Regions from separate parts of the Homo sapiens genome. Here region 2 is linked to region 1. Evidence: read pairs that join two places in POLR2A ChIA-PET (ENCODE). Cell type or tissue: HepG2. All regions are shown on one strand. Links, peaks and the distances in the headings refer to the core of each region. The heading gives the core; the rest is flanking DNA.

Region 1 (2,916 bases), core at 115-2,614:
AAGACAAGGAAGCCTTCTCTGGAGCTGTTTTTAGGGAAGCCAGGCCTTCATGGGACTGGTGAAAGTCAGTTTATAAAGCTTCTCCTAGGGGCTGCTTCCAAGAGCCTCCAGGTTTCCTGCAAATCCTGCAAGGTGGAGCTACTTCCCTCCCAGGGCAGGGAGAGAGGGCCACCCTGTTCCTCCTTCAGCTCACTGCCAGCAAAGCCACCTGCCATCATGGTCACTGTCCTGGAAATGGCACAACTCCATTTTCTCTTGAAAGACAATATAGCAAAGCTGTTAGGAGCATGGACTCTGAGCCAGAACAACAGGTTGGAAGCATGATTTTGCCATTTATTAGCTGTGTGACCTCAGGAAAGTAGCTTAACCTCTCTGTGCCTCTGTGTCCTCTGTAAATGGCACAATAAGAAGGTCTATCTCATAGGGTTGTTATGGAAATTAAGCAAATGAATGAATGTAAGGTACTTAGGAGAGCGAATAACATAAAGCAAATGTTGGCTATTAGTATGTTTATTTATTTAATTTCAGAGAAAACTGCAGGGACAAATAACCCTGGATTGAAGTTTTTCTTTCTTATCAAGTTGATGTGAGCGTATTTTATTAAGAAAAGCATTATGACAACAAGGGATAATGTAGTAAGGAGAAGGCAGCCCAGCCTCCTTCCTGTTGCCCATTGCCATGGAAATAGTGGACACCGAACTTATTATTCCAAATTACATTTTGCAGAAACAATTGTCTAGGTGGACCTTGGTCAAAGTCAGCTGTGCGGATTCACAAAGCAGGAGATGAGAGTCCTGAACTTTCCAACTCCGTGCACTGCGAAATCACGACCTCGGCCCACACCTCCCACCCCTTCCCTGCTCCCCGCCAGATTTCAGCCCTGCACAGGCTTCTCAGAGGAGCCTCCACTGCTGTGGCTGAGAGCCCTGTGAGGCTCAGCCCTGGTGGGGTGAGGTAGCTAACAGTGACTGCATACTTCCTGGCCACGTTTCTAGGAACAAACAAAAAATGGGGGGAAAAAAAGAAAACAAGAAGGAAAAAATGATATCAAAATGTCAAGAATGCAGTTGTTCAAGGTCTTTGGGCTCTAACCCCAGCGAGAGCCTGGGATCCTCATTTCCTTGGCACCCCTCCTGATGAACCTCCACTGAAGTCAAGCCACTCACACAGCCCAGCGACCCCTCGCTGCCACAAATCCCTGGCTCACAACAGCGCTTTCATTTCTTCTTTTGTTTATTTATCCATCTCTTCCCAGGTCACCACTTCCCAGATGTGGCAATGCAGAGGCAACAAGCTAAGTTATCCATGCAGCCAATAGGGACGTTACACAGACAACGCCACCACGGTGTGGGTGGGTGACCCCGGGGATGCACAGTCACTTAGCATTTACAAGATACTACAATAGCTAAAAACAGCCACTGAAATCATGAGAAACAGCTGAATTTTGTTCATAGTCAATATTCAAAGTAAAAGTATGCATTCGAACTAAAAGAGGCTACAAACTCCTCATCTGGGAACTCCATATTTTTCTGCTGCCCAGAAGGGTGAGCACTCATAAAGTAGGTTCTGGAAGTGACAGAAAAATCAAAAAACCACGTTCTATTTACACATGTGAGCTGAGGGTGTGTGGAATTGTCCATCTTGAAGCTGAAGCCATCTGAACAAGTTGAATTCTGTCTTGGCATCGCTGGGAAGCCATGGATGGGTGGCATTATCAGAAGTACAGGTTAGCAGAATCCTGTGGCTCTCATTATGTTATAAAATGTCATTAATGAGATACCAAGAAGGTGCATCCCATTATCAGTTTTGTATCTATATGAGTGAGGGCAAAAATTCCCTTTAAATTCTCTTTAATGCTGTCTCTTTAGACTTTAATGCTAGCCTCTCTCCTATCCATGCAGGAGCTATGAGCCAACAGCAGGGAGAGGGGGCTTTCAGCAGCTGCCAAACACGACATTTCTGGACAGGCCACCTCACCCTCGGCAGGGGACATCTGGAGAGCAGCCTTTTATCTGTCAGCCTCTGCACGTCTGGCTACCTGCAAGGGGCCTGGAGCCCAGGGTGTGTGTGTAGCTGAAGCCTGGCTCTTGTGCCCAGCTGGGCCCCAGCAGCGCTAGGCAGTGAGGGAAATTTCCTCGCTTCCAGCAGCAACATCTGTTCTGGGAAGCCTTTGTCCATTTCTCTCTGAGATGCACGTATGGCTCCAGCCAGCCTGGAGGAGTGGTCTAATCAATGACAATGCCTGAAATCTGACAGGTGCAGGTCCCCCAGTGGACCACCTCCTGTGGCTTGGGACCAGAGCATTCCAGGAGCAAAAAACTGCCTGTCATGAGCTTGCCACCTGGCTCGGGGGTGTGTGGCATCAAAAAGAAGCATTGCATTCATTATTCACCGATTCCACAAGAGCAGACACTTGCACAGGGGGCGTCCTTTGCTCCCAGGAGATGTGAGCTCAAGATGGATGAACCTGTCTCATGGGGCAACAATGTGGCCTCCCCTCACTCACAGCTCACCCTGGCCATGCCCTCAGGTTAGGATAGTCTCCTGCTGTTTTGATGGAGGAAGCTTTTGCCCTAGAAATATAGAAATAATTTTCGGCCATGTGGGAAAGTTAAGTTGGTTTAAAAAATGGAGAGAAACATTGCCTTGTCTGTCCATTTATAAGCCCCCAAAGGTCATTGTGTGATTAAAGAAGACATAGGTGAAGTGTGTATATATAAGTATATTCATGTCTGTTTTGTAAGTGCACAAAAAAGACCTAAAAGAACACAGAATGCACTGCGAGCAGAAGTCAGTCCTGGGTAGAGAAGGGAATCAAGAGGGTTGCTGATGGTGGTCCTCTATGCTCTTCCCTACACAATCCGTATTCTTTGTTTCCAGTATAATATAATGTGCATATTGAAAATTGTTACTAGA
Region 2 (2,916 bases), core at 148-2,647, 120 kb before region 1:
TGAGGGGAGTTCTATGGTTTTGGCGAGGGTTGAGTTTCTGTTTTAAGATAAGTCTTTTCATGCTATTAGGAATGGGCTAATTGGGATTATGTAAAGCGCATGCATTATAGTTTGGGACCAGTGGGTGCAGCAAAAGGAGACTTTGAAGAAAGTTTCCAAGAATAGGCCATTGTTTGGTGAGAAAACAGTTATTTACTGAGACTAGTTAAGCAATCTATTGCCTGAGATGGGGATAAGGACTCAGTTGACAAGTCTATTCTCCAGATAAATATATTTTTGAGAAGACCCAGATACCATAAAGTAATTTGTAAGTTTATCATCTCGGCAAAGGTTTCCTAGAAGAGAAAAATTACATTAATATAGACAGTCAAAGGCTAAAGTCTTGCTAATGTGGACAGTGAACTGTAGAGTTGCAGATGCCTTAAGTTCGTCAAATTGGGAGTTGGAGTTGCCTGTGTCTTATTAACTCTATGGAATGTTCTGTTGGCTCTGTATCAGTGTCAGTGGAGTAAGACCCAGACTGCAATTTCAGGAAGGAAATCAGACCTGAACCTGGCACTCAGAGATGCTCTTCCAACTGGCGTTAAGCAGAAATAAATAGAAGACAGGATATGCTTCATTGCGTCTCTCAGGTCTAATGTCTGTGGTAATAGGATAAAGGAAATTGAAATGTTTGGTCTCTGATTTCTCTGTGGGAAAGGCTGGAGAATATTTCATTTTTGAGATGTGCTACTGGTCAAGGACTTGCTTTGTCACATCACTATTGTGGCTGCAAATTTCAGGGTTGCTATATTTTTTAAGCAACATCATCACCCAAACCTGGTACACTTTATTTATCACTGCCTGTGAACTTGGATGGACAAGAGCGATCTTAGTTTATTTTTTGTTGCTATAAAAAAATACCTGAGGCTGTGTAATTTAGTTCATAAAGAGGTTTATTTAGCTCATGGTTCTGCAGGCTGTGCAAGAAGAATGGCAGCAGCATGTGCTCGGCTTCTAGTGCGGCCATTTGTGCTGCACTGAAGCATGACAGAGAAGTTCAAAGGGGAAGTGGGAACATGCAAGTGCAAACAGAGACCGCACCTGATGGGCTTCCTGCCTTTATAACAACCCGCTATCCGGGGAATTAATTTGTTTCTCAAGAACAAATCCAGTCTTAGGAGAGCCAGAACTCACTCACTACCCTGAGCCAACACCTCCCACGACACTGGGGATCAAATTTCAACTTGAGATTTAGTGGGGACAAACAAACTATATCCAAACCACAGTAGTAGCTAAGCATATTATTGAGAAGGGAAATAAACCAACGTAACTAATGAGCTAACTTCAGAGTGGGATTGGTAGGTAAACTTAAGTAATATTTGGTCCTCACTTATTTCATAACTCTAGGTCATAACATCAAAGAGCCATTAATTCACAAAGGCGTGACCTGTACTCTGCATGCCTGAACTTTGAATAGTAGTTACAAAGAAAAAACAGAGTGTGCTTGGAGAATGTGTCTATGCAGGCGGCTATAGGATTTTCTTATATTCCAGAGATGTTATGACCTACGTGAGGATAGCAGTACCTTGATGAATCCTGGATGTGGCAGCTGAGATAAACAGGATGGCAAAGAACAAAATTGCTGGAAGGTGTTTGCAGGAACAGTGTTTCCCCAAGTTTTCATGTAATGGTACACATAGAAAGTAGTGGTATTTATAAAATCTACTGGTCAGGTTCAGGAATTTCTGCCCTGAGGACAGGAGAATCAATAGCTCAACAAACCTATGCACATTCAAGAACTCAGGTTGGAAAGCTCTGATCTAGAACAAAAGAGTTTCTCTCTGGATCTGCATCCGCATTCCACCATCAGAGAACAGGAGAGGAGATAGAATCTCAAGTTCAAGAACATTCACGGAACCCCATTTTTAGGTGGAAAATGGTAGCTTGATTGCTTTAAAAATGATATAGATGGAAGAAAGGCTCTGCTTCTGGTTGATTGAGTTACTTTTTTTTTTTTTTTTTTTTTTTTTGTAAGTTGGCCTTTCTCTGTCACTGGAGAGGTGAGAAGGAAACTCCATTGCTGTAGTGGGCTTAGGGAACAGGGGAAAACTTTGCCTTGATCTTACATCTGCTGAATAAAAGAAGAAACCCCTTTGTGGCCATTGAAATTTCATTTGGTTTGGGGGATTAAGGCCTCAGCTTGTCATCTAAGTTGCCATTGTTTGGTGCAAGATCAAATGCACAGCTGGATAGTTTGGGAAAACTGAAGCTAGAGCTCCATGTCCTCACTTTCTCACCAAACAGTGGCTTTTACAAGCACTCATTGCTGCTTGGGTTCGGGGGGCATGCAGAAGGAATGCTGATGCCTACGTCTCCGAGGCTTGACCCAGGGAGGAGACATCATGCGATTACCAATAAGCTCCTTCAAACTGAGAGCCCGTAGGATGCCACCATCACTGACAACGGCTACTTGGGTTTTCATTGCTTGGAGAAGACAATTGCTGTTCATTGTGCCCATTGAGCAGACATGTTTGTGGGCATGCAAGAAACAGCATATAGTAATCCTTGGACTTGATTATATGCACATTCTTTTTTCCTTTTTAATTACAGTAGTCTTCTGTGACACAAGTGGCACTTCTGTTACTCTCCTGAAGGAGGACCCTCTGAATCACCCTCGAGGACAGGCACTTGCTCTGCACAGACTTCCCTGTTTGGAGAGCCGTCTGTGCATCCAGCTTCCCACTCTCCCCAGGCACCAAACAATGAGGTTCTGTCTAAGGCTTCTTGAATTTGTCAAACCAGGACAGTAAGGAACTGAATTCTATGACAGCAAGTGTTTTTAGAAACAAAAAAATGAAGGTCAAACTTGGGTATTCTAATTCATTTTCTTCAAAGCAACTAGACATGGTAACAAAGATCTCTCTTTTTCTCCTA

Evidence for each region. Peaks named below come from ENCODE experiments on the same cell type or tissue, not always from the same donor. Only the 100,000 strongest peaks of a DNase experiment are listed, where the experiment ranks them.
Region 2: POLR2A ChIA-PET joins it to region 1 with 7 read pairs; 2 of 35 experiments call an interaction of 5 or more read pairs at or near these places.

Annotation. Positions count from the first base shown.
Region 1 is chr2:7,951,345-7,954,260 of GRCh38, forward strand. The region is part of intron 2 of LINC00298 (long intergenic non-protein coding RNA 298); the gene reads right to left. Among named protein-coding and RNA genes, the nearest start is that of LINC00298, 24 kb to the right of the region's middle. In HepG2, for the core only: no CTCF peak of the experiment used is centred there; no DNase peak of the experiment used is centred there; H3K27me3 peaks cover 1,240 bases.
Region 2 is chr2:7,834,779-7,837,694 of GRCh38, forward strand. All of the region lies in intron 1 of LOC105373408 (a long non-coding RNA gene), which reads right to left. Among named protein-coding and RNA genes, the nearest start is that of LINC01871, 110 kb to the left of the region's middle. In HepG2, for the core only: no CTCF peak of the experiment used is centred there; DNase peaks (open chromatin) are centred at 1,073 and 1,423.